2 separate regions of the Mus musculus genome follow, and region 2 is linked to region 1. A link is a loop called in an ENCODE intact Hi-C map of the cell type or tissue named here. Cell type or tissue: heart. All regions are shown on one strand. Each heading gives the region's core, and the rest is flanking DNA. Links, peaks and the distances in the headings are about the cores only.

Region 1 (14,937 bases), core at 2,773-10,772:
CAGAAAATGTCTTACAGAAAGTTGGCTCTCTCCTTCCATAGTGTGAGCCTGGGATAAAACCCAGGGCATCAGTCTTGGCAGCAAGCCCCCCTACCTGCTGAGCCATCTCATGGGTCCTTGTTTTGTTCCAGTATTGGGAATTAAACCCAGAGCCTTGCATTTGACAGTGGTAGTTCACCTTCATTGCCAACTTGAATGGATTGAGACAACCATGGAACCACCCTCTGGATCTGCTGAGTGTGCTTGAACCTGAGAGCAGGATCCCCATGGCCTCAGTGATGTAAACGGTATAGGACACCCCAGTTTCTCTGTCTGTAACAACAGCTGGACTCCTGCACTGTCCTGTGTGTAGGGATCTGACCTCTTTCTGGGTCCTGGGTGCCTGTGATAGTGCTACCTAGTGAGCAAGCCCCAGACATACTGTCTCTTTCCTTCCTCCTTCTTCTACCTCTCCTGTCCACATCCAGACCAGTAGCAGCCAGACTGGGTGGGAATAGCAGTTCATGGGAGCTTCCCAGGCCCCTGTGTACACCAGTCACCTCTGTCCCACCCTGACCCTCCCAGAGTCCACCCCTCAGGTTGTAAGGTAGAGTGGTCACCCAGCACCTAAGACCCCTATGAAGATGTTTCAGCTACCCAGAACCCCAGCGTGCCCAAGTTGCCACTCCTTTATCCGGCTGTTGAAGCTCCTTTGAGTTGACTCAGATCAGAGTTGTCTAGGATACTTTGTTCCCCCCGAATATGCCAATAACAGCCTTCTGGCTCCCCCATAATCTGGGGTGCTTTGGTGCCCACAGAGGTACCTGATACACTCCAAGTCACCCAGGATCCTGAAACAGGTCTGACGCCTATGCATAGAACAGAGCAGGAGTCGTTGCTGTTACAGATGGAGGGGTACATGGCTGCAGGCTGCCCAGGGTCAGGCACTGGGCATGCATCTGCAGAGGACAATGGGAACAGGGTGCTATGACACACACTTGTCCTCCAGCATTTGAAACAGTTACAGGGGGGGACCAAGAGGCACAGGAGAGAGTTATCTGGAAGTACCGGTGAGATGGCTCAGCTGGTAAAGGCCTCTGCTGTCAAACCTGACAGCCCAGTTCAGTCCCAACAACCCATGTGACAGAAGGAGGGAGCTGGGATACTGAAAGCTGTCCTCTGACCTCCATACACACACCTTGGGCACAGGCGACTCATTCCACACACAACATTTATAATTAAATAGATGCAATTGAGAATTTACTATGGCCACAATTTTGTTACTTATAACTTTAAAAGGCAGATCTTCACATAAGCATGCGTGCTTATGTTTTCCTCTGTCGACCTTCACCATACTTTTTGAGACAGGGTCTCTTGTTGAACCAGGAACACACCGACTGTCTGGAAGTGATCCCTAAAGATCCCCCTCTCTGCTTCCTCAGCCCTGAGGTTACAACTGCACACTGCTGTGCCCAGCTTGTCAGCTGTGTTCTGGGGCTTGAACTGAGGACTTCACACTTGTGTGATGTCTTAGTTAGGGTTTTACTGCTGTGAACAGGCACCATGACTCTTATAAGGACAGCATTTAATTGGGGCTGGATTACAAGTTCAGAACTTCAGTCCATTATCATCAAGGCAGGAACATGACAGCATCCAGGCAGGCATGGTACAGAAGGAGCTGAGAGTTCTACATCTTCATCTGAAGGCTGCTGATAGAATGCTGGCTTCCAGGCAGCTAGGATAAGGGTCTTAAAGCTCATGCCCACAGTGACACACCTCCTCCAGCAAGGCCATACCTACCCCAACAGGGCCACACTATCTAATAGTGCCACTCCCTGGGCAGAGCATATACAAACCATCACACATGACAACTGTTTCTCCTGTCAAACCATTTTTGGGTCACATCAGGCAGTTCTCTCAGGCTGGACCTTTAAAGAGACTATCTCTTGGCTCTGTCAGCTGCCAACTGGATCCAGTGGGTGTTCTAAAACAACGGCCCCTAACTTTTTGACGTCTTCTCCACTGAAAGGTGGGATCTATGTCCCTATCTTTAGAATTCAGGTAGACTGGCGGCTGAAAAGCAAAGGCAGGGCTGCAATGTCAAAGGCAAAGACTTCCGAAATACTTGGGAGCCCTGGGCTAACTTTTTTTTTTCGAGACAGGGTTTCTCTGTGTAGCCCTGGTTGTCCAGGAACTCACTCTGTAGACCAGACTGGCCTCAAACTCAGAAATCCGCTTGCCTCTGCCTCCCAAGTGCTGGGATGAAAGGTGTGCCCCACCATGCCCGGCTTCTGGGCTACCTTTTAAGAAGTGCAAATGTCCTGAGGCAGTCATGATGGGAGAGGGGCACAAGCTACTCAGAAGAGTCAGTCATCCCAATGGAGGCCAGCCCTCCAGCCTAGACACAGATCACGGGTCAGGAAGCCTCTACAGTCCCTACTTATCAAGTCCTTTTTGTTGCTAACCAAGGGCAGAGCATCACGGAGCAGACACAGCTATCCCTGTCCAACCTTCTGTGCCACTCATCCAGTGAGCCTGATCGGAGGGTTATTACTCCCTGCTAGGTTTGGGCGTTTTGTTTGGCACAGGGCAGCATAGCAGCTCCTTGATTAACTCGCATTATTGCAATAACACCACGTTTTATGCAGAAACCAAAAATCCGTCTCCCTACACACCCGCACTATTTGAACCTTCCCAGCAATTACTTCTGAATGTAAAATTAATGGCCGTCACATCCCTCCCTAATCATGGCAGCCTCTGCACTTGAGAAAGAGCTAGGGAGAGAAAGAAACTACACATTACTCTCTGCTTGACTGGGTGGATTCTAACAATCACGCTGCTCCGAGCCCACTGTTCCAGCTGTGTGTGGAGGCGCAGGTCTGTAATCCCAGAAACCCAGGCAAAAGGGTAGTAAATTCTAGGTCAGCCTGAGTTACAGTCAAGGTTTGAATCCCACATGTCCTCCACAGTCTCCTGTGTCTGGATACGGGGTCCCTAGTTGGTGACGCTGTTCTCAGAGGCTGTAGGACGTTTCGTGAGGAAGTGGCTGGAGAAGACACCACTGGGGGTGATGCCGGTGCTGGGTTCTGCTTCCAGTTTGCTTGTCTGTGTGCATCCTGATCTTGCAAGATATGAAGAGTTTTGGGTTTAGGCTCCCACCACCGTGATTGGCTGTCCCAACCAACTATGCCTTCCCATGATGACAGACTGTATCTTCCACCCCAAAACCATGAACCAGAATAAACCTTCCCGTAAATTATAGCAGGGATTTTGTCACAGCAGTGAGAAAAGCAACTCACAAAAGCAGAGGGATTCTGTCTGACAGAAAGGGCAGGGTGGGTTTATGTCTGTCACTCCAGCCCTCAGGAGGCTGAGACGGGCAGAAAAAGAGCCAAGGCCATCCTCAGCTACATAGAGAATTTGAGCTAGCCTCTGCTACATGGGACCCTGAATTGTCTGTTTTCTAAACAATGCAAACAAAGGAGTAAAGAAAAAAAATCCTGGAGGCGGAGAAGGCAAGACAGGGAACCCCTCTCCTGTCAGGTGAGCCCACTGGGGTCTTTTGAAGCACTGGAGAGTAAAAGCGCTGGGGGAAGTGAAGACCCAGAGTGAAGACCCAGTCTCTTGCCACACAGGACTGGGCCTGGTGTTCCTCTGCGGTTTACCGCCCCCCCCCCCCCACCGCCCCAGTGCGCCCCTTTGTGGTCCCTTGGAAGTTTGGTCACCAGGGTTAGAACCTTTAAGACACAGCGCCACCGTGAGCCTGCATCATCAACTTCTTCAGCCTTTTCACCTGGCTGTGTATAGCTTTGGCATTGTTGGCCCGATGGGGTGAGATGTGATGTGGCTTCACTTCAGGAAGCCTGAGCTGGGAGGCCCGGCGAGGTGAGTGTTGGATGCTGTCCCTGCTCAGTCCCTAGGTGTCATTCTCAGAGGCAGGGGCTACATCCAAGAAGCCCCTGGTTCTGCTCTGTCAGCTAGGCTCCATCTCTCCTGGCAAACCAGGGAGTCTGCCTGCTTCTTTGTGAGGGCTGAGCTGCTGGGGACACAGCAAGTGTCAGAGCTGTGCCAGGACAGCTGACTTATGGCAACTGACAGCCAGCAGCTTCTTTTCCAGCTGGTGGCATACACATTTAATCCTAGCATTTGGGGCTGGCGAGATAGCTCAGTGACTAAGAGCAATGACTGCTCTTCCAGAGGTCCTGAGCAACCACAACCATCTATAATGGGATCTGACGCCCTCTTCTGGTGTGTCTAAAGACAGCTACAGTGTACTAACATACATAAAATAAATATATCTTTAAAAAAACCCAAACAATTAATCTCAGCCCTTGGGAGGCAGAGGCAGGTAGAGCTCTGTGAGTTCAAGGCCAGCCTGATCTAAAGAGTGAGTTCCAGGACAGCCAAGGCTACCCAGTGAGATCATGTCTTGAAGAAACAAAAACAAACAAGCAAACAAAAAGGCAGAGCCCAGAGCAAGGGTTTGGGAGAAAGGTGTCTTAGGGTTCCTATTGCTGCAGTAGTTCCTATTTGTACCATGTCCAAAAGCAACTTGGGGAGTAAAGGGTTACTTCATCTTACAACACTCAGCTCATACTCCATCCCCGAGGGAGTCAGGACAGGAACCTGAACACAGGGACTGAAGCTGAGGCCCCTGAAGCAGAGCAATGTTGCTTACTGGCTTGCTCTTCATGGCTTGCCCAAGCTTCGTTCTTATACCACCCAGGACGACCTGTCTAGGGATGGGTATGGCCTACAGTGGTCCAGGCCTTCCCATATCAATTATCAATCCAGGAAATGAGCTGCAGACTTCTCCACAGGTTAGTCTGATAAGGGCATTTTCTCAGTTGAGGTTCCCACATCCCAAATGACCCTAACCTGTGTGGAGTTGACATAGCACTAGCCAGCAGAAGTGGAATCAATATATTCTGATGGGGCCCAAGAGAATGCTTATTCCAGAAAGGGCAGAACTAGCCCCTGCTGAGTGCAGTCTACTCCTGTGATCTTTTCCCCACAGGCCCCTCTGAAGCATTACTGGTCACTGTGGGTGTTCATGGGCTTCATTGCTATTGGAATTCCAGCCTACTGTGCTGCGGAAGACAGTCTTCTCTCCCCTCTCTGTTTTGGGATAGGTTCTATGTATCCCAGGCTTGCCTCAAACTCCTGATCCTTCTACTTCAATACCCTGAGTGCTGCATCCTGTCCTGCTTACACCTCTTAAAATTTGTTTTCTTAATTCTGTGTGTGTGTGTTTGTGTGTGTGTGTGTACATGAGTGCATGTGCTCCTGGAACCAGAAGAGGGCGCTGTATCCCCCAGAGCTGGAGTTAACAGGAGTTCTCAGTCTGAGTACTGGGAACTGAACTCAGGTCCTTTGGAAGAACACCAAGGACTCTTACCACTGATCAATCCCCCCAAGCTTGTATACCCCATTTCTGAATAAAGTATTCACCCTTGGGTGTCTCACTGTAGCAATGGAAAATAAATTAATACATGCCTAAATTTCTACCAGATCCCTTAGAATAGGGAGGGCCACAATCCTCTCCCACCTCTCAGGGCCATGCCATGCCCTCTCCATTTGTCCCCTCTGCACAAGCATTCTCCTTCCTCCAAAACAAATCTGTTCAAACCCTTCACAGGGCACCATGCACAGGAATGGTGTCTTTTTTCAGCTGACAATTACGAAGGGGACATTTATGGTCGCCTCCCTCCAACTCTGTATACAGTTGTGTGTGTGTGTTGCTCGGATTCAAACCCAGGACTTTGAGCATGCTAGGGGAGTCTTGTGCATTTTTGGCAAGCCAACATTTGATTGACCCGCCAAAATGCCACAGACGAGACAATGTTGGAAAACCCTGAGGGGCAGTGGCGGATTGGTGTTCTGTGAGTGACATGCAGGACTGGGGGGCTCTTTGCAGGCAATACAGTGTTGAAGATCGACCTTACTAAGGCTGTGGGGGATCAGGTGCTCATGGCTAGAATGTTTCCCAGACAAATGGACTGTGAGTCCCTCCAGGGTGTTTTTGAAGATATTTCTGTTTGCGGCTAACAGGCTGTGTGGTATTCTAACATTTATCAGTTAAGATCTTAAGCTGGCAGTGGTAAGGCTGGGAACCCACACTGGCAAACCTGAGGCTGGTTTGTCACACACTGAAGGCCAGCCTGGGTGACATAGAGTTCCAGACCAGTTAGGGTTCCTACCCACCAAATCCCCCCAAAAGGCTGAATGCGGGTGACAAAGCCCTTAATCCTAAATCAAATGGATGTCTGTGAGTTCAAAGGAAACTTGATCTTCACAGTGAGTTCCAGGAAAGCCAGGGCTACATAGTGAGACTCTGTCCCCCCCCCCCCAAAAAAAAAGAAAGAAAAAAAAAAGAAAAAGAAAAAGAAAAGCCCCCCCCCTCAAAACAAGAAGAAGAAAAAAAAACCAGCAAAAATAAATTTAGAAATGTTTAAAATTTTGAGAAGTGGCATAGGTTGAGTGTTTTGTCCCGCTGAGCCGGCCTTTTTCAGCCTGTCTGGGAAGAGCCTTAAGTTCTCAAGCGCCAGGGCTGCAGCTCCCTCTGGTGGCCATCTACACTGCTACAGAGGTCTGCAGATGCAGGCAGGGGAAGAGCAGGAAGGGGTGGGTCTCTGAGGGGACGGCCCTTCAAGCTGCACTTACAAGGCTTGCCACTCACCCCTCTCTGCCCCACAAGGTTTTGTTTTCTGTTGCCCATAAGCAGACATATTTATTGTCCCTCGAACATTGACGTCCACTTTCTCTGGAAACAGCGCCTCATTTTCTTATGAAGAGTCTTCCACACACAGCTCATGTGGATCCTGAAGGCCCAGCCCGCGTCCCCAGCCCCCAGCCCCAGGCACCACTTTGGGTACAGGGAAATGCAACAAGTTCACACGACTCAATTCTGACCCAGAGCTGGGTCTCCCCAGGCTTCCCCCCCCCCCCGCCCTCCGCTCTTGTGTTCTCATAAAAGGAGTGCACACGCACACGCGCGCGCGCGCGCACACACACACACACACACACACACACACACACACACGCACGCACGCACGCACTGGCATCATGAACTTGATCCACTGCACATACCCTCACTTATGTAGAAATGGGACGAGTTTCTTCTGGTTGTGGGAAAGTCTGCAGAAAGCTAGCAGAGTGAAGGAAATTTGAGAGTTGTTGGGTTGAGCAATCCTAAAGTCAGATTCTTTCGGGCATTTTAGCACCCCCCTCCACCTTCCTTTTATTTTTTGAGATAGGGTCTCACTCTGCAGCCAAGACTGGCCTGCCTGGAACTCACTACGTAGCTCAGGATAGCTTTTCACTCGTGAAGATCCTCCCAAGTGTTGGAACTACAGGAGTCAGCCACCAGGATCGGCTTAAATGTTTTCTCAAACGGGTAGGGACTGGGAGGGTCACAATCCCTTTTTGATTTGTGTTAGGCCCTCAGTCCTCTCTGCTACTCTCAAAATGTCCACACCGCTGCTTCCGTTTGTAGACGCAGAGACCCATTAATCAAAACCACCTTTATTATTTAAAGAGCATCTGCACAAGGGGCTCCCTAGAGCGCCCCCCAGAGGACAGAGTAATATTTACATGGGGTGGGAGGGTGAGGCCAATGGCCCTGGGATTGAGTGGGCCGGCCACTGTGGAAGAGAAGTCCTTGGATCCAGCATCCTTGGACCCGTGGACTGGATCTGAGCAGGAAACCATTCCATGTGAGGCCCAGTGTGGAGCCTACCACGTGGGGCTGGAGCCACCAGACCAACTCTGACTCTGGATGCTAGTGCAGCACGGAGCAGCGAGATGAGGCGGGATCAGGGCTGAGTCACCATGCCACTGGCTTCGGAGTGAGTCTAGGGAAAGAGCCACAGGCTTCCAAGGTCTCAGACGCTTGTCCCATCCCCAGAAGCCTATGGGAATCCACCTGTTCTCCAGAGTACCCTCTTACTTTTCCTTATTAGGGTCCCAGACAGTCCCCCGCCATAGCAACACACCTTTATGGCCTTGAAGATCCACTCCCGGAAGTCAGTGACTTTGGTGTACACTCCTGGCTTCCGGGCCAAAGCACAGCCCGTACCCCAGCTTACAATGCCACATAGCCGCCACCTTGATGTCCCAGAGATGCTGTCTTCACACACAAAGGGGCCTCCACTGTCGCCCTGGTGATGGGGGGATGGGACACCTGACTAGAGACCTCCATGACTCCAGTGGGGAGCCCCTGATCCCATTACCCTAGCTCCTTCTCTACAGTGTCAGGCCTGGGGACTGCCCACTGTGTCCCTCACCTGGCACGCATCAATGCCACCCTCAGGATAGCCAGCACAGAACATCTTGGGCTTGATCTGATTCCCGTAGAAGTCGGGGCTGTTGCAAACTTCGTTGCTTATGATGGGAACCCGGGCCTCTTGGAGCACCATAGCCTGTTGGCCTAAGGGGACATGGGTAAGGTGACCAGAATTAGGAAACAAGCCCTTTCTCCTGGTTCCCACTCCATGGCCTGGGGGTCTCTTTGAGGTCCACCGAACCTCCCCCAGAGCAGATTCAGCCCCTCCTAGTGGTGTTGGCTGGTATTGCTTGGAACTCACCATAGAACTGTGTGTTACCCCAGCCGGTCACAGTACAGACCTTGCCATCCACCAGGGCCTGTCCCGCAGCAGGGAGACACACTGGCTGGATGTATTCTGTGAGAGAGAGCATACAGTTCGGTTCCCACTAGCCAGTCTGTTCTTCATGGGACACAGCTATCCAGCCACCTCACCGTCCACACAACCCCAGCACATCCTATCACTACCAGGATGGAACCTTCATCTTCCAATGTATACACCTCTTCCCCAAATCTTTTTCTTTCACCCCCAGTCATCCTAGAGAACTGGGATTGACCTTTGCATTAGGAGGGACAAGAGGCCATGTCTTCTGTCCAAAGTTTCATAGACACAATAGCATAATCAGAACTGGAACCTAAGTTAGTTTAATTCCCCAAGTTTGGGCTCTTAACCATGGTCATGAGGCTTTCTCCAGCCCAGAGGCAGGAAAATGGAAAGCACACCCTGCTCTTGAGACCCTTGATTTCCACCTATCAGAAAACTGCAATAATAAACACATGGTGGGCTGGAGAGATGGCTCAGCCAGTTAAGAGCACTGGCTGTTCTTTCAGATGACCCAGGTTTAATTCTTAGCACCCATGTGACAGCTCATAGCTATCTATAACTCCAGGATCAGACCCCCTCACACAGATATACATGCAAGCAAAACACTAATGCACATAAAATAAATTAATTATATTAAATATAAAATCATTATATTAAAAATAACAATAAACACACAGGCCTCCACTGAGATGGACTGTCATTGAGCAGTGCATAGCAAACAATCCTGGCAGCCCCTCACTGATGGAACTGTCTCCCTGATGGAAAATGTCACCTTACCCTCCATACAACCCCAGTGCAAAACAATAATCATGCTGCAAGCTGAGGTTATAGCCCAGTATCGGAGTGCTTGTCCACAGTACACAAGGTCCTGGGGTTGGTCCCCAGCATCAAAAGAAAACCAAGCGTACACACAACATAATTTCCTCGCAGAAACCGTGGTGAGAAGCAGATGCTGCATTGAAAGCAGGAAGCACTTGAGGGAGTACTGAGAATAATCAGCGAGAGAGGCCACCCTGAGGACTGTGGGAGGACAAGGTGAGTCCAGACACGGGACACACCAAGGCCGACGAAAGCGCACAGTCACTTAGCAACGAGCAGACGCTCTGAGAAACGTGTCCTCAGATGAGTCATCATTGCGTGAAGATCCTAAGAGTGTCCTTCATGCAAATTAAGATTCTGATGTCACAAGGCCATCTTGTCTCATAGGGACCACAGTCGTATAAATTCTCTTTGACCAAAATGGTTTCATGCAACACACATGTAAGCTCAGCACACCGCTGATCGTGTGTGCTTGCTATTATTGATGCAGTTATTTATTGTGGGTATTTTGCTATTATTGATGCAGTTATTTATTGTGGGTATTTTGTGAAAAGGGTCTTTCAACACAGCCCAGGCTGGCCTCAGAGTCTTTCTGACTCAACCTCTCTCAGTGCCACAATGAAAGGCATGTGCCACACCGGGCTCCTTTTTAAAAAAAATTAATTATCTTTATTTCATGTGTATTAATTGATGTTTTACCTACATGTATGCTTGTGTGAGGAACTGGATCCTCTGGAACTGAGTTACAGACCGTTGTGAGCTGCCACATGGGTGTTAGGGACTGAACTTGGGTCCTTTGGAAGAGCAGCTAATGCCCATAACCACTGAGTCATCTCTCCAGCCCCTCCATATTTAACATTTATTTTTATTCACGTGTGTGTGTGTGTGTGTGTGTGTGTGTGTGTGTGTGTATGTGTGTGTGTGTGTGTATGCATATGCGTGTGCCTGCCTGTGAAGTCCAGAAAGGAGGGTTGGATTCCCCGGAGACAGTTGTGAGTGGCTTGATGTGGGTGTTAGAAATGAATGAGGGTCCTTTGTAAGGACAGCAAGTGCTGCTAACCACTAAGACATCTTTACATACAGCCTCTCCTCTGCACGGTTTTGGAGGGGTTTAGCCTTCCTGAGGTATATAACTGCAGCTTTACACAGCTGTAACTCGCATATCTTCTAATTCTCCATGTTAAAGCGTATGCGTGAATTCATGGCTTTGGCATGTTCCCAGATTGGCACGACCGTCACTGTGTTCTACTGCAGAACATTCTGTCTCCCCAGAAGAAACCTCAGATTCTTTACCTGTTTGCAACATCTCCACTCCTCCTCACTCCTCTCATTTATTTACTTAGAGTATCTTGTGTAGCCTAGGTTATCCTCAAACTCACTATGTGGTCAAGGCTAGCCTTGAACCCGTTCCTCCTGCCTCTTCCTCGCCCCTGAGTGCTGGGATTCCAGGCTTCATGCCCAGGTTACCATGACTAAATGTTCTATGAAGAGCATCTGAGCACTGGTTTTCCACATGATCGTCTGTATTTCTTCTCTTGCGTATAGGAAAGGAATCGCTGGATCACACAGTGACTGACTGACTCCTTTAGGAAGGTTCAGATGGTTGTGTGTGACTGTCAGCCGTGCTATCTGGCATCCATGGCTAATATCCAGTTTGTGCTCCCTAATGGTGGGTCTGTTATCGCCATCGTCAGGGAAACCTGAAGATGGATCTACTTTGCTTCACAGGCCCCTTCTTTGATCCCTAAGTCTCTGGAGTCCTTAAGCTGAGGCTAGACCTCCAGGCTTACCTGTGAGAGGCAGGGAGCTAGAGAGGTGGACCAAGGCAATGTCATTGCTGTTTTCGTCGATAGTAGGGTCTCGAAAGGGAAGGTAGCCCCCATGATAGATCACAGCCTGAACCCCCAGTTGCACAGCATGGGGTGAGGTCCGGGCTACAGCACCAGCAAATACTCGCCACCGAGACAGGACCCGGTTCCGCCTGCCGGGGACAGAAGGAACAAGTCCCTGGGCTCAGCCTCTGCAGACCTCTCTCCTGCCCTACCCCAGGTGGCACTGTGAGAAAACACTCACTCTGGAAAGCAATGTGCAGCAGTCAGCACCCAGTCCCCAGACAGCAGGGACCCCCCACAGAGGTGGGTCCCATCATAACGCAGGCTGACCTGCCACGGCCACCTTCCCAGACTGCTGTCCTGGCCCCCCACAATGCGGTCCACCGGCAGCTTCCTGCGGCCACAGTCTGTGGAGAGGTGACAAGGAAGATTTAGAATGGGAGGAGACACCACCCTACTCCAGCAGTTTGTGGGAACAAGGCTCTCCCCCAACCTTGGGGTTGTTCAAAGGGACATGACATGTTTGTGGGGACACACTCCACCCTGGAGTCCCAGAACTCCAGTCTTGGGCTGCATGTAGAGAAAGATCTGTGCCCTCCCCAGCGCCCACTGCGTCCAACCCCCACGCTCTCACCTTGGCAGGTGGCAGTCAGGAATCGGCCTCTAGGACAGTCACTATGAGAAGACACAGGAGAGGGGTGGCGACAGAAAGATAAATCAGGGGACCAGTTAGAATGATATTTGGAGACCTGCCATTACCACCCGCAGCCGCCCTGCTTACCATACAGAGATGACATCCAGCAACCTCTGAGCCAGAGGCAGTCCGCCCTCGTCCACGCAAAAGAAGCCCGATGTGCCGTTGGCGCCCGCAGTGCGCACATCCAGCTCCGAGTGCGCCAGAGCCCTGCGCGGGGCTCGGGTCAGAGCCACCTCTGGCCCGATTCCATCCCCTTCCCTACCCCCAAGGGCCACCCGGGTACCTGAGAAAGCCCATCTCCTCACAGCCGAGCCCTGCCACCCTGGCATTGGAGCGTGAGGAGCACAGTAGCCTCCACGTTCCCTCCGTCTTGTCAAACACCGCAAGCCGTGAGTCCCCTGGACTGAGCTGCACTGCAAGGTGACAAAACCGGGCCTGGGTCACCAGTTTCCCTGGCTGCCTGAGGCCCTGAGGGCTCTCGTCTTGCACCCTTCATGACCCATAGGTGGTATCTGCAGCCACTACTAGGTTGGATTATACTAGTGCGTATCTCTCCCCGACTGAGATAGCGGAGTTGCAGGATCTTGACTTCATCTGACTTGGGAGAGGGAGTCTGCGCAGGGTATTCACTGTGGCTGATCAAGTCCAGAGATCCTATCTGGGTGCAGTCAGGCTTGGGGAACCACTTGGGGAAGGGCGGGGGTCAGAAACCCTTAGCTATTTCACCAGGTCACTAAAACGTTTAAATAAATATGACACAGAGAAACGAAAGGTTAGAAGGGGCATGGCAGAAAAGAAGTACGTAATCCTAGCGCTTAGAGGACGAAAACAGAATCTTGAGTTCAAGAACAGTTCAAGCTCCCTATCAAAAGAGGAGGAGGGTGTGTTGTCTCGGCACATGTGCCTAGAATTTGCCAAAGGAGGCATTGGCGGGAGAATCATGAGTTTCGAGTCTCCTGGGCTACACATTTTAACCTGGCGATGGTGGTGTGCATGCCTTTAATTCCATCCCTCAGGAGGTGGAGGCAAGATCTCTGTGAGTTCAAGACTAGCCTGGTCTACAGAACGAGTTCCAGAACTGCCAGAGCTACAAAGAGAAACCCTGTCTCGATTAATGATGATGATGATGATAATGATAATAATGGAGAGGAGGAAGAGGAGGAAACGAGGAGAACCCAGGCTCTTCTGTCACCAAAGCAAAACCTGCGAGATGGAGTTAAACAGTGACTCTAGATTCCAGAGTCACCTTAGCTAGGTGGGGTGGCTTCTACTGTCCCAACACTTGGGAGGCTAAGGCAGAAAAGGTACTGAAGGTTTGAGGCCAGAGTGGGATTCGTTTCTAATTCAAAGCCAGTCAAGGCTACCCTGTTTCAAAAATCAAAACAAAAGTCACCCAGCCAATACATCATAAAGAAACTGACAAGAGTCAGGTGTGAGAGCATCCCAGCACTCAGGAGACTGAGGTAGGAGGCTCATGAGAATGAGGTCAATCAAGGCTGCGTTATGTCTCAGGAGAGAAGAATGGAATGGAGGGAGAGAAAAAAAGGGAGGGAGAGAGGGGGAAAAGAGGGAGAGAGGGGGCAAAATGTAGGACTGGGTTGTATCAGAAGGCTAACTTGCAGGAGTGGTTCTGTCTGAGGATGGCTGGGGCAGTCTGTGTGGATAACCAATGCTCCCTGGTCCTCCATTTGTCCCCATAAAGTCAGAGAAGCCCTGTTCACACCTGAGTCAGGGCAAAGCCTGTAAGGGCATTTCTTTCTATTTACCAACCAGCTTTGAACACACTGGTTCCTATTTTAGGCTGTAGACAAAAATCACAGCATTTCTCCTTGTGTGGAGTGCAAAGCCCAGGAGGGAGGACAGATAATGAGCAGGACAAATAACGGAAGCGTGTCCTGTGCCTCAGCAGAAGGGGCCATGGAGACGTGGAGGCTGACAGAAGGGAGGAGCTGGTAGGTGGGGGTGGCGTTGCACTTTGCTGTAAGTGGGCAGGCATGGACAGCTTCGCTGGGAATGTGCCGCGTGAGCAGCTAGGAGAAAGAAACGAAGGAGGTGAGAAGGATGCTGAGATCCGAGAGGGAACCGAGAACTAGGCCAGGGGAACTAAGGAACAGGAAGTGGAGATCTGAAGGCTGAGGCGGGGAGTTGGGTGAGGAGCAGCCAGGAGGCAGAGAGAGGTTGGCAGAGTTGGCTTGTAGCTGGACCAGGACTCAGCTCGGGGAAGGGGTCACACACTGACCTGATTGGGGGAATGTATGAGTTGCTTCTGGCTGCTGGTAGGGGCAGACTGTAGGGCAAGAAGAGCTAGAGTTCAGACTATGACCTCGATGTGACAGGGACAGAGGCTGGGCCAGCAGGGGGCAGCGCAGGGAAGAAAGCTGGATTCTGGGAATATTTCGTAGGAGAACATTACTAGGCCCAGTGGCACTGGCCTATCTTCTCACCTACTTAGGAAGCTGAGGCTAGCAGACCACAAAGTCCAAGCCTACCTGGTCTTTGGAGTGAGTTCAAGGCCAGCCTAAGTAACTTAGAGAAAAGGGTCTCACAGAGAAATGTAAATAAAAAGGGGGAGCTGATATCTTTGCATAGCAGTAAGTAAATCATCTGCCTAGAATCCCCCAGTGAGGGGCTGGGGGCGTGGCTCAGTGATAGAGCCCCTGCCTAGAATCCCCCAGTGAGGGGCTGGGGGTGTGGCTCAGTGGTAGAGCCCCTGCCTAGAATCCCCCAGCAAAAGGCTGAGGGTGTAGGTCAGTGGTAGAGCCCCTGCCTAGAATCCCCCAGTGAGGGGCTGGGGGCGTGGTTCAGTGGTAGAGCCCCTGCCTAGAATCCCCCAGCAAAAGGCTGAGGGTGTAGGTCAGTGGTAGAGCCCCTGCCTAGAATCCCCCAGTGAGGGGCTGGGGGTGTGGCTCAGTGGTAGAGCCCCTGCCTAGAATCCCCCAGCAAACGGCTGAGGGTGTAGGTC
Region 2 (14,937 bases), core at 4,082-12,081, 110 kb before region 1:
TTTGGGCACACACACACAAACACATACACACATGCACCTGCACACAGGTGAGTACTTACCTACAGACACACAAACACCACACACGTACACATGAAAAGGAAAAAAATGCTAAGGATATATTAAGCATTTTCTTAGAACAAATAAAGTCATTGTGGTCAACACAAAGAAAAACAATCTCACTCAAACTATAAAATGTTAAAATATGTCCTAGGTGACAAAGAGAAACGTTTTTGTTGTTTATTAATGTATTGTGTGATATTTAAATATTCAGAATTAGTAGCAACATTTTGTGTGTATGTGTGTGTGTATACTATGTCAGAGTACAGTGTTATACCAAAGAGGCTGATCAGAAGGGACTGCAAGCTGAGTCAGTATGATGGTATATGTGTCTAGTCCCAGCACTTGGGATACAGAGCCAGGCAGATCTCTCAGTCTGAGGTTATCCTGATCTACATAGCCAGTTCTAGGCCAGCTGGGGCTACATAGTGAGACCCTTTCTCAAAAAGGAGGGGGATTGAAACCTACTTTGGACTGATGAAGGATGCACAAGAGACTCAGCTCCTCTCTCTCGCAGATTGATCCTTCCTGTGTATCAGTGGTCACACTTCCTTTGTATATGAGAATGGTCAGAAGAAGGCCCAAGTTAATGTAATCCCAGAAAACACTTCTGGTGTTTTTTTTTTTTTTTTTAAAGACGTATTGTTTTTATATGTTGTTTTGCCTGCATCTATGTATGTTCAGTGTGTGTGTGTGTGTGTGTGTGTGTGTGTGTGTGTGTGTGTGTGTATGTGTGTGTGTCGCCCTTGGGAGCCAGAAGAGTGTCAAGTCTCCTGGAACTGGAGTTATGGATGGTTTTAAACTGCCATGAGGGTGCTGGGAACCTAATCTCAGTCCTCTGAAAGAGCACCCAGTGTTCTTAACCACTGAACCATCTCTCCAACTTTGACACCTCCTTCTTTGGAGAGCAAGAATAGATACCGCTGAAATGCAGCAAACTCTTAGGCCATAGTGATTTTTTTTTTAAATCTGATATGTATGAGTATTTTGTCTGCATGTATGCATGTGTGCCGTGTGTGTGTGTGTGTGTGTGTGTGTGTGTGCTGCCTAAAAAGGACAGATAGGGCATTGGATCCCTTAGAACTGAAGTTACAGATGCCTGTGAGCTGCCATGTGGATTTGGGAACCAGACCCAGGTTCTCTGGAAGAACAGCCAGTGTTCTTACATACTGAGCCGTCTCTTCAGGCTGATCGAAACCATAATAATGAGATAAGGCCTAAAAGCATCAACCCCCGCCCCCCAAGACCTTGATGTGCATCAGGTGTTCTTTCTGCTTAACTTGAGTCTTTGGCCACCAACCTTTTTATCACCCACTGGACTTTGACTCCTCAAGGTATCGATTAGAGGACCGAGTGAGGGCATCACTACAGGATAGAGCCAGGAGGAAGGGTTTCCCGTGACTCCCTGTGAACTCGTTTCGAGGGTGAGTGTAGACAGATATGTAGCCTTAAAGAATAAAAGCCCAGCAATGAGGTGATACCCACAAGTCCCGAAGGCCTTCCCCATGTCCTCTATGGGTCCTCCCCTCAGCACACCCTTAACAATGCTGACATAAGAGACCAAAACAAGTCCCATCAGTGTGACCACACACAAGGCAGTAACTGTGGAGAGTCATTTTCCAGGAAAGTTGTGCCTGCACAGGTAATTTCAGGCTTTACATACCACGCCCCCCCCCCCACCCGAGGCAATTGGAAGATAGAGGTGATCTAAACTCCACAAAACCACTGATCTGAGCCACGGTAGCCAGTGCCAGAGGATCTCTGAGTGTGTGATGGCTCCATAATGCAAAGGTTGAGAAATAGCATCACAACCTCCAGTGTTGGACACACACGCGCGCGTGCACACACACACACACACACACACACACACACACACACACACACACTGTGGAGCTCAAATCCTAAAGCCACAGAAAGCTGGATTGCTCACACAAGTATGGCTAACTTCTCTGGGCCCTAGGGATTCCCAAGGATCTGGTGGTCTGGTGGAAGGTGCTTGGAGTAAAACAGAGGTCCAGGATAGAGAGACCAAAGCAGAAGGAAGACATGGGTGTATGGAGTTTGTGGTTCAAGAATAATTGATTCTAACTGTGGTGTTATCTGTCAGTGTCAGAATATAGACAGAGAAACAGCCAGCAAGGTCAGAGGAGCCTATAGGAGGTTTAGAGCACTTGCAGGTCTCTGTAGCAGCAGCTCTCAAAGCACTGCACTGCTGGCCTCAGTAGTGGATCTTGGAGGATGGGAAGCCACTGCAGGCACGAATTCAGTTCTGTAGCCCAAAGGAGTCTGGGCGTCTTGGAAGCAGAGGCAGGCAATAGCCCCTCTGTCTGCAGCTACTACCAGAGTCTTGAAGTGAGCTCATGTGCTCCTAGGAGTCTTGGAGAGACAGTTTTCCCTCTCTCTGTCCTCTGTTGACTCCTGTAGCCATGCTGTTGGTAAAACTGCAGAGAGGCTGATTTTGAGAGGCCCCAGGGCACCAGCTAGGTAGGTCTCAATTGGCTGAGTGTGCCTATGCAACTAAGGTGGGAATAGGACTAATCAGGGTAGAGTTGTCAGACTTGGTTAGAGAATGAAGAACCCTGGACCTAGCAAAAATTGCTGAAAGTTTCAAGTCAGGTCTGCTCTGGTCTGCTCTGGTCTTGGTCTCTACAGAGGTGTGGAAAATTATCAGTGTTCCAGTGATGACACCCTTGGGTTGCCTGCTCCTGCCTCTGGCTGTCAGTTATATTGGGGAGGGGAGTCTCAGCAGAGTAAGTTTTTCTTTTGCCCCTGTGGCTGCTGCTACACTTACAGCCACGGATTGGCCTCTGTTGGCTCCTTTGCCTTCAGCTTTGCTGTCTGAAAGATCCATATTAGGGCCACGTCTATCCATAACATGCCTGCAGGACAGGTTATGGGGGTTTGAGATCCGCCCCATACTTGTCCCATACAACACTCACCAGGCCTGAGGGCAGACATCTGTAACAATGGCTCTGGAAGGGGGTGGGATAGAGATAGGTGGATCTTTGAAGCTCATTGGCTAGCCAACCTGGCAGAGTTTTGGAGACCTTATCTCAGGAAATAAAGGTTGAGGATCTGGAGGAATGGGCTCAGTGGTAAAGAATGATTACTGTTCTATCAGCTCTGAGTTTGACTCTTCATGTCTGGTGGCTCACCAGTACCTGTAACTCCAGCTCCAGAGGGACCTTGCTCTTTGGCCACCTGCACTCTGCACACGTGTACACAGACATGACACAAGTGATGGCCCACCAGTTAAGAGCACTTGGTACTTTTGCATAAGACCCAGGCTCAGTTCCCAGCACCCACGTGGCTACTCAAAACTGTCTATAACTCCAGCTCCAGAGGATCTAAAGACCCAGGAATCTGTGGAAACCAGGCACATATGTGGTGCATACACATAGACGGAGACAAAACACTCATACACATAAAAATAATGAATGAATGAATGAATGAATGAAGCCCTAAAAGAAAATAAAAGTAGACTGAGGAAGATACCAGACATGGTCCCTTGGCCTCACATTCATGTATGCACACGTATGTATGTACGTGCACAATTGCATGCACACATCCATGAACACACTTAACTGTTGGGGACTCTTGGGTATGGATTAAATGAACACTCTTGGCTTTAAGGTGAGCATGAACTGGTGAAGAGCAAATGTGAATTGTTATTGTTCAGATATTAAGGGTTCCCCTTGCCAAGAGCCCATGTGTTAAGGGTTTGGTTACCAACTGACAGGTTTTTAGAGAAGTTATTGGGTTCTGAGACTAATTCCTTGATGGAGTCATAATTGAATGGCACTATTGAGAGATGGTAGAAAAAGTGGGGACTAAGCTGGGGGAAGTAGGTCAGTAGGGTGTGCCTGAGAGAGACAGACTTGTCTCTACCGCCTTCCCATTCTTCTCTGCTTCCTGGCTTCCTTAATTTGTTTTCTCAGATATGTTGGCCCCACAATGAGAAATAGGACTGACCCTGAGTTGTATTCATTTACTAGCACAAAGTACTGCAGCTTAAGATAATAAAACTTGGCTGGGCTTGGGGGTGCATGCCTTTAATCCCAGCACTGCGAGGCAGAGGCAGGTGGATCCCTGTGAGTTCCAGGCTAGCCAAGGCCACATAATAAGACCTTGTCTCAAAACCAAATAATGATATAACAACAACAATAATGAATAATTGTATTTTCTCCCCACTTTGGAGCCTGGAAGTCAGAAGCAAGCTGTCTCAGGGATTGCACTGGGGGAGTAGCTACTGCTCACACTCTCAGATGCTGAGTAGCATCCATTCCTGATTTTTTTTTTTTCTAGCTTCTGTGAGAACCAGAGGCTCTTTGATGTTCCTGGGCTGGAGGCTTCATTGCTCATCTCTCTTCCATCTTTTCTTGGCTTTCATCCTGGAAGTCTTTATCTGCCTTGGCTCTAAAAAGTCACTGGGCATATTGGACCTCAAGGCCAGTCTACCCCCCAATATGATGTCATTGCAACACATTGACAATAACCCAGTTTCGAAATAAGGTTTCATTCTGAGATTCTGGGAAATGCATAGAGTTTGGATGGGCCTTGTGAACAAATTGTGATGTTTAGGAGGGCTACTCAAGAAACTAGTGTCCTTGGCTCAGGCCACCCAGCCAGTCAGAGGTAGACGCTTCCCAGGCCATACTTCCTGAGCACCCATGGTAACTTCTATAGTGTTCCGTAGAGGGAACATGAAGCTGTTCTCTCCAGGACCCTGAACTTTGACCCTATGTTCCTCCCATGCAGGCCTGTCCACTGGGAAGCTGACAACAGCCCTCTGACATGGCAGGACCAGCTCTCTGGCCAGACGGTCAGCACCATCATGGACCTGCACAGTGGTGGCCAGCACCTGAAGGTCTTCCAGCCTGCCACTTACAGATGTTTTGTGGAGCAGGAGCTCATAGCCCAGTTCAACCCCACTGAGAGACAATCCAAAGCCCAGAACCCTTGGCAGCCCAGAATCCAGCCAGACAAGGCAGACTCCGTTCTTAGGAGATTGAAGTTGATGGTGCTGAGTATCTCTGTACTGGCCGTTGGAGGGCTTCTCTGTAAGGTGGTTTTCCGTCCTGTCTGCGGCAAGAAGAGGAGTCAGGTCCTCCTGGTGAAATAAACTGAGCCTTCTGTAGCCAAGAGGACCTGGTATCTCTCCACTGTCCCATCCTTAGCTCTAGCCATCCATAAGTGGCACCACATGAGCCACTGGAGGTGTGTGAGCCAACAAAGACCTGGATTAAGATCTAGTGGCCACTTCACTCTTTGTTCTGTGCCCTGCTCGGCTTACCTATTGATCACCCCCATTGTACAGATAGGAAAACTGAGGGAAGTCTGTCTAGTGATTGGAGATTTGGAATTCTCGGGTTCCTTAGAAGGAGAAAGGGAAGGAGGGAACCTTCTCAGGGTGTGTGGTGTGACTTTCTCTGGGCAGCTGTGAACAACCATCTGTTCTTCCCAGATCAGACACTAATGACAGACTAAAGAAATGACTACATGAAACTGGTTTGGTGAAGTAGTGACTTTATTGGAGTTCCTTACAGGAGAATGAGGGGTGCTTATATGAGCAAGGGTGACTCTAAAGTAGTTGCATCACCCAAAGGTCCAGCATAGGTGATGTCATACATGAAAACTGCTTTCTTAGACTTTCTGTACAACTTGTAGACAGCTCCATCGAAGAGTCTGCTCTTCCCCAGAGAATGGTCGCTGTTTGTGCAGCCACAGGGAGGGGGTCCAAGCTTCCTGAGTCTGGGTCTTCCTTCCTCCTCCTAAAAAGAACATGCCAGCTGGAAAGGGATATTGATAACATCACAACAGGTGTCTCTGTTGCATATTGTGTCCTCATCACTCAGCCCTCTCTTCCAGGGACAAGATGGAGGACACAGATGGGCATCTCCCAGCCCCACCTCTTCCCCATCTTGGTCTGCAATGGATCCCTAGTGCTTTTCCCTGCTTGGCCCCCAGGGCACCTTCCTCTTACATCACAGACATAGCCGCTGTCACACACACACACACACACACACACACACACACACACACACACACACACATCCCCTTAGCTTAGACACATGCTATTGTTGCATATTCTTGGGAGGGAAGAACCTTCATTGTTGCTCTGGGACAAGATGCTGGGCCCTGCTCAGCTGAACAGCAGGAACGGCTGGGTTTGGCTGTTCCCAGAAACTACACGCACGGTTTAGCAGAACCCAAGAGCAAGACATGAAATATTAATGCCTCTTAAGACTCACTGCCCTACATTCACATGGTGAAGTCTTGACAGGGCACACAGGAAGGGCTCCCAGGGCCAAATGTAGGCCCAGGAAATCAGGGTTAAGCTCCCTCTGTGCACCACACACCAAAGGCTTCACATGACACACCAGACTCAAAGGTTCTTGCAGAATGAGAGAAGGTTCCCAAGAGTCTGTTGGGACTGGCTGGGGAAGCAGAAGCTGAGAATAACAATGATAAAAATAGTCAATATTTTTGGTCCTCTTCATGTGCCAAAACATAAACTTTTCCATAAACATCGTGTCCCCGCAAGCCACCACTAGTCAGCTGTTACTATCAGCCGCCTTTTGTTTTATAGCTGGGAACATTAAGGCACAGAAGGTACATTAAGGCCTGGGGTCATACAGTGAGCTTGGGGAAAGGGCGGTTAATAGATGGGTTATTCAAGAGACCTCAGGGGCTGCGGAGATGGCTCAATGGGTAAGATCATGAAGACTTGGTTTGGTTCTATGTTAAAAAAAAAAAAAAGGAAGGTAGGTGTGTCCATTGTGTACCTATAACCTCAGAACTGGGGCTCAGGTTATACAGGAGGGTATGGGGTTTTGGCTGCCAAACTCTGGGTTCAGTGAGAGAGCATGTCTCAAAGGAATAAGATAGGGGAGAGGGGGAGGGGGAGGGAAAGGGGAGAGGGAGGGAAGGAGGAAGGGAGAGAGGGAGGGAGGGACACTGCCCTATACACATGGGAACACATACCTATACACATACACCTGTACATACACCTGTACATACACACCTGTATACACACACACCTGTACACACACCTGCACACTCACCTGTACACACACACACACACACACACACACACACACACACCAGCACCCTCCCCAGCAGGAACCTCTATCTACCCCTAGGTATCCTCTACCTGCAGTAGCCCCCACTGTGGTAGCCTGAGAAGGATAAGTGACAACCAACTGAAGCCTCTTCATTGAGTTAGTGGCCTGTCTACACAGCCCTGAAGGTTCCTAACCAAAGTGGAAGCTCTTAGCACCCCAATGGGACCTGTGACTTTCCACCTCTTGGTGCCCACATCTCTGTGTGGGGCTTTAAGTGTGGACTAGACATGATGGCTGAGATTGGCTGTCAACTTGATGGGTTTAGAATCACCTAGGAGACGTACCTCTGTGTTGAGTCTGCAAAGGGATTTCTGGTAAAACCTAACTCTAACTGTGGATAGCTGCCACTCCAGGGGCCGAGTTTCCAGACCATAAAAGGGGAAAGCAATCAGAGTGCCAGTGGTCATTCCTCTCTGCTTCCCGACTGCAGATGCAATGTGACCAGCTGCCACATGCTGCTGTCCCTGTGCCTTTCCCAACATGATGGGCTGTATCTTTTAACTATACTATGCATTATTTTATACATGTTTTATCTGCATGTATGTCTGCACATCTATAGTATAGATGGTTGTGAGCTGCCATGTGGGTACTAGGAATCAAACCTATATCCTCTGGAAGAGCAGCTAGTGTGCATAACGGCTGAACTGTCTTTCTGGGCCCCTTGCTTCTGACTTTCCGACAAAGGTGTTGGGCCGTCATTGTCACAATGAGGTGGCAGCACATAATTCCGTCTCAGACTTTTGCAGAGTGTCTGATGGCTTGATGCCATGCACAGCTGCTGTGATTTCAATCCATGCCCCCCATAGAGTCACCTGGCCAAGCCTGGTACCCAGCCTGTGCCGCCACTGGGAAACGGAACCTTTAGAGGGGAACGGATTGCGTCTTTGAAGGGCTGTTGGTGCTTTTCCATCATTTTGCTTCTCAGCTGCTAGGAAGTAAGCAACTTCCTGTGTCACGTGCCTTTGAAGCAGCCAACCCTGCACCCAGGCCTTTGGAACTGTTAGTCACAAATAAACCTTCTCTCCTGATAAGCTGATAATCTCAGGCAGGCATTTTGTCACAGTAAGAAGGCCAACTCCCTCATCAACTGTGTGACAAGGAACTGCAGAGCTAGGGACCATAGGGACTTCTGTAAATGGCCTCTGGGACTTCACAATGGCCTCTAGTTGATGGCCAGCAATTAGCCTGATCTCTCAGCTATACAGACAGCAAGAAATGAGTTCTGTCAACACCATGGAGTCTTCCCAGGACATAGATAATTTTAGAACAGTTGGGGAAGCTCCCGTAATTCCTGTCTCTACATCCTCAGCATAGGATAAGGTGATTTCTGATCTCCTTAGGTACAGAAGGGTTAACATGAGACACTTTCAGACTAAGAGAGAGGGAGGGAGGGAGAGAGAGAGAGAGAGAGAGAGAGAGAATGAGAGAGGGGACAGGAACCCAGGGTTCTCTTGCTCTCTGCAGAGCCCCCCCCCCCCGTGCTGGAGATAAAGGCTAACCATCCACCAGAATTGCAGCCAACCCACAACAGATGTGGCCCCCAGGAAGTAACCTGGTGTGATTGTAAGCCACTAAGACATGGGAGATGTTTGTTACCACAGCACAGCCTGGTTCATCCTGACTGATACATGTTCCTTCCAAAACTTACTACTTTCATAAAATTAATGTTTTTTTTTTCACTAATTAGCTAAACAGAGTTCTAGGTCAGAAATTTGTTATTTCCCTATGGTATGCCCAACTTTTGAAAGAGCTGGAACATAGGGACCCAATAAGCATACAGTGAGAGTCTAGGGAGGAAGTGGAGACCCAGAAAGGTGAATTCCTTTTCCTATGGGTAAATGGGCCATGTATCAGTTGCGGCTGCAAAGTCAAACACACCTCTGAGATTTCAAATAATAATAAAAATACACTTTACACATTTGCAAGTCATTGGGACAGCCCTCTGGGAATGTGCACACTTCTCTGATCAGCAGCTCTGGGTAGATTTTCTATTTTTCTGTCATGGAGACAAATACCTGAGAGAATTTACAAGCTATCTCGTTTATTTTGGCTACTGACTTCGGAGGTTCCATGGCTTGTTGGCCCCATTGCTGTGAGGACAAATAGCACGGCAGAGAGATTATGACAGAAGGGTACCACAGGAAATCTGTAACCCTCCTGCCAGCCAGGAAGTAAAGCAGAACAGGGAGGGTACACCCACCCCTCAAGCACCCCCCACTCCCATTGTTCATTTCCTCTAACCAAGCACCAATGTCAACAGTCACACTACTGGGGGTCTGTGTTCTGCCTGGTCTGGTCACTGCGGTGCTGAGACACTGCTTGTGGGGGACAAAATGTCCTTCCTCCCCGCAATTGGGGCACCAGCTCATGGCAGGCCAACACTGCTTGGGAGGCAGAATGCAGCCTAAGACGGGGGTGGGGGTGGGGGGGGGGCAGGCGCCTGGGAACCACGAGGAGTTGAGAACAGGCCCACAGGCCTGAGATGAGTGGGGGTGAGGCGAGAATTTGGCTTAGCACAGGGTGAGTGCCAGGAGCCTAGGTCATTGAGGATAGGCTAGGTAACAGCGGCTCCCGCCCCCAAGGTGGTTCTCGTGATGAGAGAGACAGTCCTTGCTTGACCAAACTGTTTATTCATGGTGGAAAATGGATGCATATGACTTATTCAGGGTGGACCAGAGGAAGGGATGTCTGGGAAGAGAAGCTTATAGGCCAAACCCTCAGGGCCAATCTACATACCTCTTTGGGATGGAGAACTCTGGGCTCTCTGCTATGTGACCAGTTGCCAAGGACCTCTTAGTGGGGTGTCTCGATCATGTGCTTCAGCAGGAATCTGGTTTGGAGGAGATTCAACCACCTGCTGTTCTCAATTATGAGAATTGCCAGGGTTTCTTAATCTGCTTGACTTTCCCAGATTTTCTGTCTGGTGACACGGTTCCGCTGGCCCCACACACTACCTCCCAAGAGTCTATTAATTCTTAAAGTGTGTGTACGCCTTTGAATGTATGTCATGTGCGTGCAGGTGCCAGAGGAGGCTGGAAGAGGGTGCCCAATCCTCCACAACTGGACTTACAAGTGGTTGTGAGCTGTCCAGTGTGGGTGGCTGAGCCAGAAGGTGAACCAGCACTCTTAACCACTGAGCCATCTCTCTTGCTCCCTCCTTTTAAATGCTGAATCTCTCCATCGATTAGACCTTTCACAGTCTGTCCCTGGAAATATCCTCACGGACACACTCAGAGGTGGGCCCACTAATCTCCTAAGAGGTTTTTATCCAATCAAGTTGGTAAGTTAGCCCTCATAGGCTGGCTCTCCCTGAGCTTGGCAGGGTGTCCTCATCTGGGAGCTGAATGCCATTCGCTGAGTTTTCATGTGGTCTTTCTAGCAGGGCAACCCAGACTTGTCCAAATGTGGTGGCAGACATCCAAGAAAATTAAAAGTTTCGAGGCCATATGAGGTGGGGAGCGGGGACTCAGTGCAACCTAACACAGCGTCTCCAGGGTGGGGCCTGGGACTAAAGTTCAGGATTTTGGAAGGTGTAAGGCATCAGCCTACAATGGCATGTATGATGACTGAGCACAGAGAACAGGTAATAAGCCCTAACACAGGGTCCTTGCTCCCCATTTGGAGTAGCCAGGGGAATCCTATGCATCACCAACGAGAGCTTCCTGTCCCTCTGTAGCCTACAGTTTTCTTTTCTCTCAACAAAAATCTATGCGTGGCTTCACTTTACGTCCTGTTTACTGTGATTTTAAATATTTATTTTTTATTATTTTTATGTGTGTGTGTGTATATGTCTGTGTAGGTGAAATGGAAGTTTCTGGTTGTGTCATGTGATGCAGACTCACATGGTGTCTTAGTCAGGGTTTCTATTCCTGCACAAACATCATGACCAAGAAGCAAGTTGGGGAGGAAAGGGTTTATTCCGCTTACACTTCCATACTGCTGTTCATCACCAAAGGAAGTCAGGACTGAAAAACAGATCAGAAAGCAGGAGCTGATGCAAAGGCCATGGAAGGATGTTCTTTACTGGCTTGCTTCCCCTGGCTTGCTCAGCCTGCTCTCTTATAGAACCAAGACTACCAGCCCAGAGATGGTCCACCCACAAGGGGCCTTTCCCCCTTGATCACTAATTGAGAAAATGCCTTACAGTTGGATCTCATGGAGGCATTTCCTTAACTGAAGCTCCTTTCTCTGTGATAACTCCAGCTGTGTCAAGTTGACACAAAACTAGCCAGTACACATGGTGTTTTGCTGAGGCTAGCCCAGAGGGAAGACATGTGATGTCTAGAGAGAGCATAAATAGGACTCAACAGACAGTGATGGCGCACTTGCATGGCGCCTGAGCTATGCGGCTCTTTGTTGGTCTTCGTTGATCTTCACTTCCTTGAGAGAAGCACAGTGGGGAACTTCTCCTGGCATCTTGGCTGGTTCTGGTCAGTCCTGCTGATTCAGCAGAGGCCTGGCTGTTTCTGCTGGATTGTGCTGATTTGTGTTTGGTATCCTGACACTGCTGAACTGGACTGCTGGTATTGTGATGAACAGAGATTAGAATCGCCCCAAAGAACTACTTCTAAACAGGTCCACATCCCCTTGTCCTATTTACCATCGTTTCTCCCCTACCTTTGTTTGGATGGAGGGCTAGGAGGTAGGGGGAGTTGAAACATTTGAGAACTGTTATTAAAGTAGATTTTGAAAAATCTAAGCCTACGTGTGTGCACTTGAGTGCAGGTGCCTGCAGACACCAGAGCTATTGGATCCCTCTGGTGCAGGAGCTACAGGTGGTTGTAAGCAACCCAGCTTGAGTTCTGGGAACTGAACTCAGGTCCTTGGCAGTGTGGGCTTGCAATTTCTCAGCTTTCTTCCCAGCCTCATGGTTATTTTGTTTTTAAACTTTCTTTTGAGATTCCTTATTCTATTTCCTGAGACAGGATCTTACTATGTAGCCCTAGGAGACCCAGAACTTAATATGTAGATCAGGCTAGCCCTAAATTCACAAAGCTCCACCTGCCTGTGCCTCCCCTGTGCTGGATTGAGAGTGTGTGCCAACTGCACTCTATTTTATTTTCGTTCATGTATATGAATGCATGTCTGTGCACCACGTGCATGCAGTGCTCAAACAAGCTAGCTGAGGACACTGGCTCTCCTGGGACTGGAATTAGAGGTGGTTGGGAGCTGTCATGTGGGTGCTGGGAATTGAACCCAGGTCTTCTGCAAGAGCAGCCAGTATTCTTAGTCACTGAGCTGTCTCTCCAGCCCCACTATTTTATTGTAAAGATTTGTCTATTTTTATGTGTACGTGTATGTGTAGCTTCAGGAATTTATGTGCACCACATACTTGCAGTGCCCCCAGAGGCCAGAAGAGGGCATCTACTCCCCTGGAAATGGAATTACAGGCAGTTGTAAGCAACTCTATGTGGGTGCTGGGAAACAAACTCAGGATCTCTGCAAGTGCAATGCCTACTCTTAGCTGTTGAGAAAATTTCCAGTTCCGTGTTTATTTTAACATTTATCAGAAACATGACCTTGTAGGCAAGACTTTTCCCCCCCAAAACAGGGTTTCTTTGTGTCGCCTTGGCTGTCCTGGAACTCACTTTGTAGACCAGAATGGCCTCAGATTTACAGAGATCTGCTGCTTCTGCCTCCCAAGTGCTGAGATTAAAGGTATGCACCACCACCACCTGCCCCCCCCTTTTTTTCTATTCTCAACTTCTAGTTTGTATTGGGGGGGGATAGGGAGGTAAGGGGAGAGGGGTGTTACTCAGTAAAGTTTGGATGGTGGGAAATAGCCAAACTAGGAGGTGCTGGCAGCAGTCTAATGTTTCCATTGCTAGGAGCTGGACCTAAATTGGCTACAGACACCTTTGAAAAGAAACCATTAGAGGGGGTGTATGTGTTTTAACTTTTTTTAAAAAATTCTTTTTGAGACAGGTTTCTTTGTGTAACAGCCCTGGCTGTTCTGACACCTGATTTGTAGACCAGGCTGGCCTCAAACTCACAGAAATTCCCCTGCCTCTGTCTCCCAGGTGCTGGGATTACAGGTGTGCACCACCACCTGGCATCAGATGATATTTCTAACATCTGACAACACTGGAATGAGCCAGATGTAATAATTACCCACTACCATGTAAGAGTCCGGCCCAAATTTATCCCCTTCAAATAGTAGGAAAGTGCTTCCCCATTGTGGTGCAGGCTGACTTGTTACAGGCTGGGCTCAGCTGATAGTTTGCATTAGACCTGAAGTGTCTCCAAGAAGGCCTGGTCTCCAGCTTTCAGATGCAACCCAAGGGAGGTGACTGGGTCATGAGGGCCTGAGCTGATGAGTGGATTCATCCGTGGATGATGTCATAAATTGTGAGTATGTGGGTGTGCACAACCTTCTGCACGTATGCAGAGGCCAGAGCAGAATTTGGGGTTTTTCTCTATCATTCTTCCTCCATACTGCCTTGAGGCAGGATCGATGGTGGAACCAGATTGTTTCAGCCTCATTGGCTGGCAGGTGAGGTTTCAGGACCCACCAGTCTCTGTCCTCTATGCTGGGACTACAGGCACGGGCAGCCTAATCCAGCTTTTTAACATGGGTGCTGGGATTCAAACTCAGGCCATCACACATATGTTACAAAGTTCATCACAAATTCACACAAAAAAATCAAATCATAAATTGAAATAGAAGTTTACAATGGCGAATGTTTACATGCATATCCATTAGGAGTAATTATCTGGCTAAACATCCATCACCTGTCTCAGCTCCACAGGTTCACTGAAGGGTTAAAACCAGAACTAAGTGATTAGTGAAGTTTTATATAGATAAACCCAGTCAATATTTTATCTTCTGCCCTAGCACCTATAATAAATCGTTAGTTCCCTTTTTGTGACCTCTGGTTACCTCTTGGAATATGCTCTGAGTAGGAGAAAGTCTGGTTACTCTCTAAGAGCAATTAACTGGTGACGCTTGGGAGACTGAGTTCTCCTTGCAGCTTTGACTATCAGAAAGGGACCTAATAGCAGTCCCATAAATGAAAGAGCTTAATAACCACAGATATAATTTTAGCAATTCTTAAGGATCATCATCAAGACTTAAGTCATCAGCTGGGCGTGGTGGTGCACACCTTTAATCCCAGCACTTGGGAGGCAGAGGCAAGTGGATTTCTGAGTTTGAGGCCAGCCTGGTCTACAGAGTGAGTTCCAGGACAGCCAGGGCTACACAGAGAAAACAAACAAACAAACAAACAAACACAGACTTAAGTCATCTAATTTGACTATATAGCATCATTACAAGATAGTACATCTTTGTGGATCTGCAGAGTTCTGTGCCAAAGGGGTGTGCTAGTACTTAGTGATTGTTATATATGTTTAATAATAACAGGACAAGCATATTAATAGCAGGAATCTTTCCTAAAATGAGTCCCTCATCACAGCCTTGCTTAATGAAGGCTCACCTGTTGCAGATTATATAATAATCCGAAGCAGGCCACTTCAGGATGATCATCTGCTAGTTATTAGCTTGTCCCATTATGGCTCCTGACACATCACAGCCTGGCAGTCTCAAGAGAGAGAGAGCAAACCTTTAGATCAATATGACCAACAGGGTCCATAACCATATCTGGGTACTGTGTGCTAAGTACTGTTTTAAGTACAGATTGTTTTAGTTTCCTTTCTGTTGCTGTAACAAAACACTCTAAAAGCAGTTTAGGGGAGGAAACCGGTTATTTGGCTTACACTTGTAGGTTACAGTTCACCACTGAGGACAGTCAAGGTAGGA

Evidence for each region. Hi-C counts contacts between places; a loop is a spot of excess contacts. Peaks named below come from ENCODE experiments on the same cell type or tissue, not always from the same donor. Only the 100,000 strongest peaks of a DNase experiment are listed, where the experiment ranks them.
Region 2: a loop joins it to region 1, with 2.3 times the contacts of the local background. A loop is called at or near these places in 2 of 42 quality-filtered maps.

Annotation. Positions count from the first base shown.
Region 1 is chr7:31,091,242-31,106,178 of GRCm38, forward strand. Hpn (hepsin) reads right to left here. Exons shown (of 14, transcript NM_001110252.2): 6 at 12,259-12,388; 7 at 12,060-12,182; 8 at 11,913-11,953; 9 at 11,520-11,685; 10 at 11,237-11,427; 11 at 8,565-8,660; 12 at 8,265-8,407; 13 at 7,974-8,138; 14 at 7,484-7,832. The coding sequence ends at 7,794. Among named protein-coding and RNA genes, the nearest start is that of Hpn, 17 kb to the right of the region's middle. In heart, for the core only: CTCF peaks have their summits at 3,727, 6,550 (motif pointing left), 7,534 (motif pointing left) and 8,548; DNase peaks (open chromatin) are centred at 6,550, 7,990, 8,200 and 8,550; H3K4me3 peaks cover 821 bases; H3K27ac peaks cover 700 bases; H3K27me3 peaks cover 444 bases.
Region 2 is chr7:30,984,165-30,999,101 of GRCm38, forward strand. Fam187b (family with sequence similarity 187, member B) reads left to right here. Exons shown (of 2, transcript NM_001242647.2): 2 at 4,816-5,562. The coding sequence ends at 5,179. Gm42377 (a long non-coding RNA gene) reads right to left here. Exons shown (of 3, transcript XR_881943.2): 3 at 5,575-5,828. It also overlaps the pseudogene Gm18196. Among named protein-coding and RNA genes, the nearest start is that of Fam187b, 9.7 kb to the left of the region's middle. In heart, for the core only: no CTCF peak of the experiment used is centred there; no DNase peak of the experiment used is centred there.